2 separate regions of the Mus musculus genome follow, and region 1 is linked to region 2. The links are chromatin contacts, found by Hi-C or POLR2A ChIA-PET in ENCODE. All regions are on one chromosome and are shown on one strand. Each heading gives the region's core, a stretch centred on a gene start or an enhancer-like site at or near the end of the contact. The rest is flanking DNA. Distances are from core to core; before and after follow the strand shown.

Region 1 (6,472 bases), core at 2,970-5,469, 460 kb after region 2:
TAAACTCTCCAGGCAATATTGTTCTATGATTAAGATGGAGGGCCACTTAGACACATCATTTAACCTGTATGTGTATCACCTGGCAATTCTGCTCAACTGCAGCTTGTGATCTAGGCCGTCTAGGACAGAACCTTGTATTCTGCATTTGTGACCCGTTCTTAATTCTGCCGGTGCAGCTGATCTGTGGGTCTGGTGTTGACGAAGACTCCAGGACACTGGTACTCATTTGGTTTGTGTTTGAAAACCTAAAATACACACTAAGATTTCAAGGCCAGTGGAAGCACATTCTAACATCACGGTTAGTACAGATGGCCAATGGATGCATCCTACTTGTTTTCACTGTTGAGGCTATTGTCTCAATTATGGTTACTCAAACTCTTTCTCTGTAGTTCGGGTCCTTGATTGACTCTGATTTCCATGCCATCTTTGCCAGCGATGATACTCTTGTATCTCTGTTGGGAATTTCCCATCTTCTGACATATTTATCAAATAACCAAAGCCAACAGTTTGATAAGTACTGGTTGAATTGTGTGTGCTGTGTGTTTGTCTGTTTGTCAATTTGACACAAGGTAGAGTCAAGGTAGAGTCTTCTGGGAAGAGGGCTTCATAATTGACAAAAACTTTTTATTATATTGGCCAGTAGATAAAAATGTGGGACATTTATTTATTTATTCCTGATTAATGTGGAAGGGTGCAGCCCACTGTGGGTGATGTCACCCCTGCGGAGGTGCTCCTGGATTGTACAAAAGAGAAAGGTGAGGGATTTATGCAGACTAAGACAGGCAATTCCTCTATGACCCCTGCTTCAGTTCCTGCCTCGACTTTCCCTCATGATGGACTGCAGGCTGGAAAAGGAAGAAAGCCCTTCCCTTTCCTCCTAAAGCTGCTTTTGGTGATGGTCTTTCTCCCAGCAATAGAAAGCAAACCAGAACGCTGTGTCTACGTGACATACGAGCATTTTATTGGGGTGGGTTCCAGTATGTCCCAGAAGGCCCAGGATAATCATTCTCAACTCCCAGCATGCAACAAATGGTTTGGAGAGTTTCCTAAAACAGCTTTTTTTTTTCTTTCCACTCCAATCTGACATTTTTGGTTTAGAGAAGACAGATAATTTGCATTTCCAGGAAACTCCAAGGAGATGTTCACAGTCCTGCCCATCTGGGGTTTTTGTAGAAATGAAGAGAAAGCTTGTGGCACAGGGGCCCCTTTGCCTTATCATATCAGCTTCTTGCTTTATTACAGTTACAGTTTGTGTTCCCAGATAAGGTTTTACTCAAGAGGTTACTAGAAAACACAAGTATAAGGCTAAGAACTTGTCATGCAAGGGTAAGTACCTGACTTCAGAGCCCTAGTGCTCAAGTAAATGTGGGTGGGCATAGGGGCTTGACTGTAAATCCCAATGTACAATGTGCAGAGGCAGAAAATCTTTGGTGCAAATTGGCTAGCTGTAGTATCTGATGGGTGCTTCAGGTTCAAGTGGGAGACCCTGCCTCAATCCATAAGGTGGAGAATGAGGAAGACTCCACTGTTAAGTATACACAGGCACACACATGCATACACATGTGAATATGTATACATATGCACACAGGCTCATACTCCAAGTATGAATAGTCATATTGTTTTGTTATTGCTTTTAATTCATAAAATCTATGGGAAATGGAAATAAAATGTGTGGGAAGGTATCAATTTAATATCAATGAAATAGATTATTTGGTGCCCGGGTATGGAAAAATTATTTTTCTTTCATGTGACCCTCTTTGGACATAAGCTGTGTGTTGTGTTCAGTTATAATGAAAATAAGTCAAAGAACGTGTAAGTGCATAATCAATTGCTGAAGACTTTTCTATTAAGAGGAAGTGCAGTTGGGAATTAGATGCTTTTTTACGGCTGAATAGAATCCTATGCTGGAGCCTCTTTCCAAGACTCTAGTGAGCCCAAAGGGAGGAGAGAGCTAGCAAAGTTTGTATTTTCTTCGAGGAGAGGAAAACTAAAGAAAACATCTGTGAATGTTTTATTACTTGAGTTGTCTTAGTTTGGATTAGATTTAAGGGCTTCTACCGCAGGAAACACACCACGGCCATCCACCAGGAGGCTCTTCCTTTCACAGACTACGGAAGAATGTACCCCTGTACCTTGGTTTCTAATTGCCACTATTAAATACTCCGACTGAAGCAACTTACAGGAGAAAGCATTTAACTCACAGTTCAGAGTAGTCTATCATGGTGGGTAAGTTAAGGCCATAGGAACTTGAATAGCTGGCCACCTTATGCCCTCAATCAGATAAGAGCAACCAGTAATGCATGCATGCATAGCCCTCATTTTTTGTCTCCATTCGTACAGTACAGAATTTCCTGCCCTAGGTGTGATTCTACTCATAATTAAGATGGATCTCCCTACACAAATTAACATAATCTATATTCAGAGAGATTCTATAAAGACTAGGCTGGTTTGAACTCGAGACTATGGCTTCAGCTTCAAAGTGCTGGGATTACAGACTTGTCACCACATCCTGAATGGTAGGCAAATTCTTTATTTTATTTTTTATTAGATATTTTCTTTATATAAATTTCAAATGCTATCCTGAAAGTTCCCTATATCCTCCCCCCGCCCTGCTCCCCTACCCACCCACTCTGCTTCTTGGCCCTGGCATTCCCCTGTACTGGGGCATATAAAGTTTGCAATACCAAAGGGCCTCTCTTCCCAGTGATGGCCAACTAGGCCATCTTCTGTGTAGGCAAATTCTTTTTTTTTCTTTTCTTTTCCATTTTTTTATTAGGTATTTAGCTCATTTACATTTCCAATGCTATACCAAAAGTCCCCCGTAGCCACCCACCCCCACTCCCCTACCCACCCACTCCCCCTTTTTGGCCCTGGCGTTCCCCTGTACTGGGGCATATAAAGTTTGCGTGTCCAATGGGTAGGCAAATTCTTAAATGTGATGTGGGTAGCAGCCTGCTTTTGTCTTTATTAGATACCAAGAGTACCAGAAACATTAGTACCTGAATTGTGTACTGAGATCTCTTCTTTTAGAATGGGCGTCACCTTTAAACGTGACTGCATTTGTTTAACATAAACTGTGAATTTCATTTTTTCCCTCTGCTTCCAAAACTCACAGTAATACACTACCAAATTTAGAATTTGACAACAGACTAAGTTCTTGGTTAAGAAAAAGCATTTTGTTGCCAGAATAGCTGCAAAAGGGATCTTTAGGGCAAGAAGGGTGGGTGGCTACAGGTTCCTGAACTACAAAATAAGACATATTTTGGGAGCAAAATTTAAAAAGTCCATGAGTTCTTGAACGTTTTTATGAAGACAAAACACGGGGCTATCATCCTTTCTTATCTGGGAAGGCTGAGCCATTATCACTTTTTTCTTGAGCAGCTTCCATAGTGGTTTCTACTCCAAGGATCTACATTTTTACATCTAACAAACCATAGACTTCATTTGAGTTTCTCCAGCCTATCAGAAGCGTTAGAAGGCGGTGGACTGGCTGAATGACCTACATAGGCTCTGCCTTGCAAGGACTGCCAGAGATCACCCGGTATGCGCCCTCCTCACAGAACACTCCTTTTCCTCTAGATCCCGCCTTGGTTCCTGGAGGCAGCCGTGCCAGGCTTTTGCAGGCGGCGGGCACTCGTTGCTCCAGCTCACCCTTTCACCCCTCCTTCACCCCGGGAGTGCCACGCCGGGTGGCGCGGTTTTTCTGACCACTAGGGAAGCTGGGCAGGCAAGGCCAGGAATTACAGGGCCTCCCCGCTTTGGCGAGCCCTCGCATCTGCATCTTCCTGAACCCAGCCACTGTCCTGAAGCTCTAGTGGATTCGAAAGAGGCAGGGTCTCGCAGGCAGCCGGCTGGGCTCCAGAGAGGCCTGAACTTATTTCCCACCCCCCACCCCCATCCCCATTTGAACTCCCTGCTTCGGGCCTGGGCGACGCCCCGCAGGCGAGCCAGCCCCAAGCACGCAGAGTTAGAGCGCTCCGTAGCGGAGGGCGCGCGCCGTCCAGTCGCCCGGGGCATCCCCGAGCCGGGGGCGGGGGCGAGGGCAGCGAGGGGTGCGGGGTAGGGTCGGCAGCACAGAGCGTAGCTCCTAGACCTTGGTAGCCCTCCCGGAGACTGGCAGAGGCGGAGGGCGCGGCTCGGGCGCTGGGGGGCGGGGTCTCGGGCGTTGATTGGTGTGTATCTGGGGGCGGGGCGCAGGGGCGGGCCCGGGGTGGGGCTGGCGCCTGGCGCTGGAGCTGCGCCGCTCAGGGAGAGGAGTAGCTAGCAGCTGGAGCCGAGTTGGAGGAAGCAGCGGCAGCGGCAGCGGCAGCGGTAGCGGTGAGGACGGCTGTGCAGCCAAGGAACCGGGACAGCGAAGCGACGGCAGGTCGCAGCTGGATCGCAGGAGCCTGGGAGCTGGGAGCTTCAGAGGCCGCTGAAGCCCAGGCTGGGCAGAGGAAGGAAGCGAGCCGACCCGGAGGTAGGCGGCGGCGGGTCCCGGTGTGCCCGGGAGGGGGAAGCGGTGCGAACGCGCACGGCCGCTGCTCTTCCTGTCACCGGCAGCCACTTCTGCTGCCGAGCCACTCAAGGGGAAGCGAGCAGGCTGCCAGCTCCCAGTCGCCAGCATCTCTCGGCCACTTGGAAGCCTTCTCCGGCCAGTGACCAGCTTGCTTGGTCGCAGCCACCTCCTGCTCTCATTTCCTTCGTGCCACCCCGGGCGGGCTGTGCTCGTTACCCGGAGCGTTCGGTCCTGGAGTTGCCAGCGGTCACCGGCTCCCCTCCTCCTCCGTCACCTCACGCTTCCGAGGGTCCCCGATCGCCCTGCAGCTTTCCGAAGCCGGGAGCGCGCGAGGAGAGTGCCTGGATCGCTGCCTTTGCGTTAGCGCGGCGTACCCTCCAGGCCCGGAGCCCCAGCCGGGGTCTCCGGCCAGGCTGGGCCATGGTGGTCCCCGGAGCTCGCCCCCAGCCCCCGCCCTCCGAAGTTTGCCTCCCTCCTCTTCCGGGGTGGGGGAAGTGCTCCTCGGGGCGGTCGGTGGCTGGGGCTCTAGCTCGGCGTCTGGCGCCCGCCGGGCTTGGGCAGGTTGCTGGAGGCATAATGAGTGGGATCCTGGCACCGCCCGGAAATCCAGCTTTTCCTAACGCGGGGCGACCCTGGAAGGACCTGCCCAGCACTAAGCTGCCGGCCAGGGAGAACCGGCCCGCGTGCAAGCCAGAGCTAAAATATCTGGGGGAATTGTCTGCAAGCTACTTCCTTCCCAAAGGCAGAAACTGCCCGGCAGATCACGAGACAAAGAGAATAGAAACGCTCTGACCAGGCACGCATGTACAGAAATGCATTTTAGTAACCAGCTTTCGCGCACAATAACGCAAGGGTGTGAGCGGAGTGGCTGTGACATGTTGAATGCTGTGTGCCGGCACTGTATTCAGGGGAATTCTGCTCCTGGCGCTAGTAATACCGGAAAGGTCTCACTTCCACCGTTAATTCTTGAAGAAGCTGCAGGCTCTATTGCTGTACTGGTGTGAATTTATGCTTTATTTAGGGGTTTCATGATTTTAGGACTTAATTTTCCCCCTTTTCTTTTCCTGTCTTTTTCCTCTTTGTCAGACAGTGTGAAATAGGAAAGGATGAAGCAGTTCCGGGTTTTAAGTGTAGCATGAGATTGTCATTTCAGTGAGATCGAGTTTCAAGTTTTAGGTGGTAGGGTTACTCACAAAGCTGGTTGACCTAGGCTCCTTGTGCAAGCCTCTCTTAATATTTCATTAGCTTGTGTTCCATGTTGGGCATTTGAAAGATAGTAAATTATGAGCTAAGAAAGCTTGTAGTAGGCAGATGGGTTTATTTCTGCCTCAGAGCAGATTGATTGCTAAAGTAGATATCATTAGGACTTCAGGGCCTTCTGCACAGGTGAGCCGCCCATGCATCGTTTGTCACTGAGCAGGGAACCAGCACCCCAAGAGCCCCCCCCTTTTTTTTCATTTTTTTTTTGACAGTTGCACTCAAGCAGACCATTTTCTGAAGCACACAAGTTGCTTAAACTTTGGAAAACATGTGCTTTTTGCTTATTACAAAGAAAATGATCCTGGTTTTTCTTGTGCCTCTTGTGGTTCAAAGGCAGGTTTAAATGGGGGAAGCTCCTTGCCTGGCAGGAGTTCTGTGCCACGCCACTGCTGGCTGCCTTCCTCTAAGTGCCTGTTGCAGGCCACGCCACTTTTCCATAGCAGTCTGTCAGCTTTTACGATTTGAAGAAAGTTGGATGCAGCTGATAACTGGCTCTCAGACTGTTGTGGGAGTTTGCTTTTAACTTTCATCTTGCACCAAGACCTGTTCCTAGTTGCATAACAGAACTCTGCCATGTGCACATTGTTATCTGTCATTTTATTTGCATTTTTATGATAGCATTCTGCTTTTTCACATCTGGGATGCACTGCAGTCATGTAAAAAGAAGGATTTCACTGCCCACTGACTCCATTTATTGTTTTCTTTAGCTGTGTG
Region 2 (7,057 bases), core at 1,407-3,906:
TGAATACAAAAGAGAAAAGGAGAAGACAAGAGGACCAGCATCCATTTCCCATCTTCCTTTGTTTCGTGGCTGGATGCAGTGTGAGCCCATGCCTGCCTCATGCTGCCTGCCACAACGCCTTCTTAATATAATGGATCATATCCATCTTAAATTATCAGTGAACATAAATCCTTCTTCCCTTGTGTTGCTTTTGCTAATCATTTTTTTCACAGTGTGGAGAAAACAACAGATATAACCATAAACTAGCACATGCCAGTTTCTTATGAACACAAGTGGCCAGTCTTTGCCTATTCCAAATTAGTAATATGCTCTTAATTTTTACACTTAGTGGACTATAGTTAAGGAACCGCACTTTGAAGTCAAGCAGAGAGTTCTTCAAATTAAGAGCCTACTAGATCTCCAACCTTGAGAACACTGCACACATCCTGGGGGGGGGGGCAGTTTTATTCATCTCATTTTATATAAGGCTCTTCATGGGTGTGGAAATGAGAAATTGCTCTCTGGTGCTATTCTTTTCTGCACTCTTCTTATTGGAACATTTATAAGCATAGACTCTACAGGAAGACATTAAAATGGTAAAATTATTCTGAAAAATTTTACCTAAAATAGAAGCAAGTAAACATAAGAGAAGCAACGTAAGTAAGTATGCTTTTAGTGCACAAAAGAGACTCCTGTGGACATTACTCTTTTCATGTTTGGATGATGCACCTATAGCTTGAATAGTCTTCATCTTCTCCATTTTCCAGGTAAACATATGGCCAAGGCAAGATGGGAGATTTTAGCTAAGATCCCATAGCTTGTCTTTGGCAAAGCTGTAACCGGTATTCAGCTCTTCTTGAAATTTTGTGGGGTCAGGTGGAACAACTTCAGCCCCCATACCTTAGCAGGACTTGGAGAAGGGCAACCTCAAGTGACTAACTCAGTGGCTGTATTTTAAGCCTCTCTCTTCCTTTTTGGTTTTGCTTCCTTGCTGGGGATTGATGATGGAAATTATAGAACCCTCATTCCAAACCTTCAAAACTGTCTGATTATGTGCCTAGTAATAAGGATGTATGAAAAAAACCTTTATTCTGAATGGATTCTAGAGGATATAGAATTGAAACACAACGGCAGAAATCTCTCTGTATTATAAAGCCTCATTTGGGAAGAAAGGGTTGTTTCTGACTCATCTTTGGATCCAAGGATGACTACAGAGCCTGCCATGTGGGAAGCACCTGTGTGGTGTTTTGAAGGATCCTACTGGCAGCCCCTGTGATGATTGGTACCCGTTATCATAAACAGTCAAGCTGGAATAGACCAGACATCAACTGTCACAAGTAAATACGTCTCCTGACAACTTTGTGCGTTCTGTTCTAAATCTAGAGTGCTTACCTGGGAATGATAGGACAGATCCCAGATGTGTCTCCATAGCCTGGGAGACTCCCTCTACTTGGTACACAGAGGCAGTTGCTTTTGCAGTTGTTATGATCTGAGCTAGAGCTTCAGGTCTAGTTCATCTCCATGGAAAAGTAATTTTATTTATTTATGTATTTATCTGTGTGTAGGTGTGAAGTTATATGCACCACATGTCTCCAGGTACCCAGGGAGGCTAAAGAGAACATCGCATCGCATATATTTAAATTTTCTGGTAGTGTAAGCCATCCTAGGTAGGTACGGAGAACTGAACTCTGTACTCTGTGATGGACTAAGCATCCTTAACAACTGAGCCATCTCTCTAGTCCGGAAAAGCACATTGAAATAAAAGAACACACAACTACATCTCTTTGGAGTCTCTGCTTGCCTCCAACCTTGCCATGGAGGATGCAGGGAAAGATAGTGACTTCCGGAAGAGTGAAGAGCCCTCAGTATCTGCTGAGAGAAGACTGGCATTTGGTTTCAGTCTACACGGTCGCTGGAAGTTGACCTGGCTTGTCTTTTACTCCTAAGCTCACTTCACACACTCCAGATTCTATGTCAATATCAGCAAACAATTCCTGTTGCCATTTCCATTCTTGTAAAGGAGTTAAATTAGAGTGGAGGGGTGAAGTAACTTGCCTGAAATCATAGAGAGTGAGTGGCCAATGTCATTCTTCACAGCTACACTGCCACCACGCAATGTTGGCCAGGTGAGAGATGCCCTGCCCTTCTCTTTTCTTATAAGAGAAATGAGGGAGGAACACTGACTGCCTCAGACTAGAAGGAAAGGTAATTTGGAAAATGCAGGAAAACGCTCATTTCTCCAAGCATTCCGGCTCCTTCTGTTCTCTTCTGTCCCTCACATAACCTGGCAAGGGGAAACATTGCCTCTTGAGCAATCCTGTAGAAATATAAAGCTGAAAAGAATATACCTCTCACCAGAGCCAAAGATAACAAGGCTGATTTGTTCAGACTTATTATTTTGTTTCAATAAAAGATCTGTCTCTGGTTTCCCCAGCAGTCCCACAGAGCCAACCCAAACTGAAAAGACACGCAGCTCAGAGAGTGCAACCTCATTGTTGAAACATGACAGATACTTGAAGAATCAGGAAATTCCTTCTGTATTTAAATGGCCAGCTCCTCAGCCAACACAGTCATGGGTGAAAGAAGACAGCAATACAGTTGTGGCCTGTGAGGCACACAGTGGGGCTTCATGCCCCTGTAGGAACGGATACCCAAGTCTATGCTTGCCAGCTGGCACACATGGTCCATTGACAAGATATGCAGGGCCTGGCCTTCCAGCTTGGAGCAACTGCTGGCAGAACACTGTGAGCATGTCAAAGGAAGGGTGATTTTTTTTTTAAAGGCCCATCGCTGGTTTTGTTTCTTTAAATGGTAGCCACCAAAAAGTTGTGCAAACACTTCAGCTGCGGAATATTTAATCTGACATTTGGCATGACTCCTTTGTTGATCCAAGACAAGAAGAATGTGTGTACGCTCTTAGTTCCTTCATTGCTTACTGGAAAAAAAAGAAAGAAAAGAAAAAGAGAGAGAGAGAGAGAGAGAGAGAGAGAGAGAGAGAGAGAGAGAGAAGGAAAGAAAGAAAAAAGAAAGAAAGAAAGAAAGAAAGGAAGGAAGGAAGGAAGGAAGGAAGGAAGGAAGGAAGGAAGGAAGGAAGGAAGGAAGACAAACCAGATAGGGCAGTTTTATGTTCCTCCTCCTCCTCCTCCTCCTCCTCCTCCTCCTCCTCCTCCTCCTCCTCCTCACTTTGAACTGGGTCTGTAGCTGGATGTAGTCCTGGTTCCCCAGAAATGGAATGATAATTACAGACCGCAAGTAGGGAGATAAATAGTTATTTAACAAGGTGGGTGGACTTGATGCCTTTCCAGAAGGGGCTGATAAAAACTTTAGGGGGTCACCATAACTGTAGGAGGTAGGCAGCTCTTTCTTTAGAATCTGGGATTTCACGGTTTTGGAGCCTCTCATGGAAATATTACCCAAAAGATTCCTCCTTTGTTTTTGGTGAGAAGGAAAAAGCAAAACCCAAACACCAGCAAGAAGAACTTAGTGGGAGTGTCCTACCTGCTGCACTGGTCACACAGTTTGCTGCCTCTGCTCTCCAATTGCCAAGGGGAGACACTCATTCTACTCCTTCTAAGTTGTTTTATTGACACATTGCTTCCTTAGAAAGTGCATCAGTTCTGGATTACCTTTAATTAAAATGAAACAGTTCCTAGCTCTACACTAATGAGAACATGGTCCACCTAGAAAAGTCAGCTCTCCCACAAAGCCTAGGTAGCAGACAGTTCTTTCTCACTGTGTGGAGGGAAAGGACCAAGTCCTGAGCAACATTGCACAGGAAAGCACGAAACTTTCCAGATGCTTCTCCACTAGAGCATGGGAGCGGTTCATTGACGTCAGAAAACACAATTCACATCCCATCCTCTGCAGGCAAGCCAGTCATGCGGACTGGACTCATACCACAAGCCAAGGAAGACAAGCTATTCATCCTCCACCTCTGAATTCTCAGTGGCAACCACTCTGACCTAGAGCGGCAGCTAATATGATCTGTGTCAGAACCAATGATAAGAAGGCTCTGTGCTGTCACTTAGCGCTAGATGATGCAATTCTGAGTCAACAAATTCCTAAAACAATATTCCATTTTATTGTAGGATGGATGAAGCTGGACAGGCAGAGGAGAGAATCGGGCAGAGATATGCAACTAAAGAAAAAAAATCAACCAAAGACCCTGACACTGCAAAGAACATTGCAGACTGATAAATCTGGATATTTCCTTAGTTCTGATTCAAGTTTCCAGGCCACATTCCAAACAAAAGAATTTATCTTTGTTTTTCATGGAAAGTTAAAAAAAACAAACCCTTTTAAGAATAATGTCCATGTTTGTGCTTTTATGGTTTTAGAGTTTGAATAATTCAGTTTGATGAGAAAGAAACTTCTAGAATTCAAAGAAAAACTTTATAGTCAACAAGCAAAAATGGGCCCCACAGTAGGAAATGGCTGTAACAGTGGGTCACTCGGGCAAACACTATTTTGATTTAAAATAGATATGCAAAAAAACACTACTTACTTTCTTCCTCTATTTTGGAGGGTTTTTTTTTTACATTGAATATTTGTTTTACATTTATCAGGAGAGTGACAAATAAATAAATAAATAAATAATAAAAATAAACTGCATTTTTCCAAACTTTCTTCTGTTGGATATGAGCAGTCAGTGTATGGCATAGTCTGCAACATTTGCTATACATTTGAAAAGACTAGAAGAGAATTTAAGCTTCTCAATATATTTAATAAGATAATATATTTAAAAAGCTGCAAAGACTGGATAGCCTGATTTGATCATTAGTGTGTATAATACTATACGTCTATGCAAATATTATGCATAAATTTCAGATAAAAAAAATCTATGCATTCTTTGTCAAAAAACCTAACAGAGTGTTTTTTTTCTGGCAGGGTGTTCCTAAGTCCTGGCATGAGGTAATTCTGAGTGTCTTCACTGTGACAAGGTACACTAAGTCAGAAGACTGCTCTGAAAGCTTTCCAGAAGTTGTTCTTCTCTAAACAGCTTAAATGTGTTCTTCATCACCTTTGTCAAGTGTCGCTCATGTTAAAAGACCTCAATGTCATGTCTCAAGAATGAACAAGTTACAACTAAAACTCAAGTGTGGGTTGTTTCATAGAAATCACTTCTTGGAGTTTCTCAGTCATCTTAGTGGTCTGGTGCCACAAAGAGGGCATTAAGGCATTTGTCAGTAAACAGTTTGGAAGCCCCATAGGGCTTGACAAATCCTCTTAGGTTTCTTACTATTACCTATTGCAGGTGTTGAACAATCATTTAGGGCATAGACTGAAGAATAATGGCATCTCGCATGCTGACTCTACTTGACTTGAAGGAGTTTCTGGAATGTTCTGTTGAGAGGTTGTAGAAGGTGTGGGTGCAAACTGATTAACAATGGCTGTCACTTGTATAATGCAGTAATGTTGATAACGCAATTGGTTTTAAATTACAAACTGTATTGCAAAATTGGACTAGACCAGTTTCTACTGGTTACAAACTGATCAAGGTATCTTTCCCCCAGGGTTCAGATGGTGACTTTCTAAGCCTAACTCGGGGCAACTGGCACTATTCCAGTTTTCATTTGCACATGTCTCTGTCCATGTCTAGATGCTCCACGGTCATTTACCAAGGCTGTAGGAAGACCATGATTTTTACTGAGCACTTCAATAAACCAGTTAAGTCACTGTGACACCACCACCTTCCTTAGAAAACCATTGCTTCATATTTAAATGTTTTAAGAGGTGGAAAAAGAATGCTTTATTTTATGATCTGCCTTTACCTTCATCTTTCCCTATCCCTGTATTATCTCCTCCATGAAAGGGACAGTTTAAAAGAAGATGGCATTAGGAACATAGTGTAAAAGTATGTCTCAGCGTCATCCCTACCATTCAGTTTCAATAGAATCCTTACGTGTGTATTCAATGTATGCAGTGGAAACCTTAGAGAAATGAACTCAATTCCTATGGAAATATACTAAAATTACTTCCTGTCATATGGCTGCAACATAAATGTTATTGGCAAAGTAAGTTGCAATATTATTCCCTGCAGAAGATTTCTGCATATGTGAAAAAGTATAATTGCTTAATTCAACACAAGAAAAGAAAAAAAGGGAGCAAGTTGGGAAGTGTGTTGCTATAGTAGTTAAGCTCCATGTTTATTAAAACTTAACTTATGAAAAGCTACATTTATTAAACATATAAAGAAAGTGATGAATTTGTCTAAGGATATCACACTCAATAAAGCTCAGGTCCATTAAAATAAAAAAATGAGTCATAACCATTAATATATTAAAATATAAAAACTTAAGGGCTTGTTTGGAGGTTCTAGGGAGGAGGTACAGCTACTGGTCCACCCCTGCTGGAAGACTGGTTCTCCTCTATTGAGGAAGGTCATCTTGTCTGACCAAGTCTACAACTTCTGGAGAGGTGCACGTGGAGCAGTGAAGGAGGAAGAGGAGAACTTCCTAGGCATCTAGATCTGCAGAATCAACCACAGTGATCAATGGGACTACAGATATTGCAGTGAGATTGCCCTCACATTCTGAAACAAGAAAGTTTAAATGGGGTGGGGATAGAAGGGCAGATTGGAGGCTAGAATATGGGGAAGGATGACTGAAAACCTTTGAAAATGCCATATGGAAACTTACTACTGTATAATCTTACTAATGCATACATATATTATATATGCACACACACACATGTATATATGTGTATATATATGTATATATATATATATATATATATATATATATATATATATATATGAATACATGCACATGTATGTTACTAGGACAGAAAGGTTAATAAGAGTTTAACCCAGCTGTGAACCCTGTGAGCTACAAGAATGACTACACTAGCAAGATATGCCCACTAGTGTAATAGTGGCACAAATATTATGATAGTAACCAATTACTTTTGGACGGAATATAAGATCTGCTCCATTAGATGAAACTCATTTCTAAAATGCTTAATTGGCCAAAAAAAAAAGATGGCTGGCTGGATCATAGACCCTAAGGAAAACTAATGAACAGTTACAAAACTAACCCCTAAGTTCTTGTCTTTATATCTGTAGATAGATACCTATCTC

Evidence for each region. A loop is a pair of places that touch in the nucleus more often than their neighbours do. ChIA-PET counts read pairs that join two places held with the same protein, here RNA polymerase II (POLR2A).
Region 1: a map of Patski shows a loop between it and region 2 (2.1-fold over the local background). The contact joins the promoter of Pik3r1 here to the enhancer-like site in region 2. A Hi-C loop is called at or near these places in 1 of 37 maps with a recorded cell type or tissue (Patski). POLR2A ChIA-PET finds 5 or more read pairs at or near these places in 1 of 5 experiments (Patski).

The regions. Positions count from the first base shown.
Region 1 is chr13:101,765,964-101,772,435 of GRCm38, reverse strand. Pik3r1 (phosphoinositide-3-kinase regulatory subunit 1) reads left to right here and starts at 4,219. Exons shown (of 16, transcript NM_001077495.2): 1 at 4,219-4,459.
Region 2 is chr13:102,228,124-102,235,180 of GRCm38, reverse strand. No RefSeq gene overlaps it. Among named protein-coding and RNA genes, the nearest start is that of Gm36703, 120 kb to the left of the region's middle. Within about 2 kb of position 2,656, at least 1 of the 3 ENCODE cell types and tissues checked has a DNase peak (open chromatin) inside an H3K27ac peak, as active enhancers do.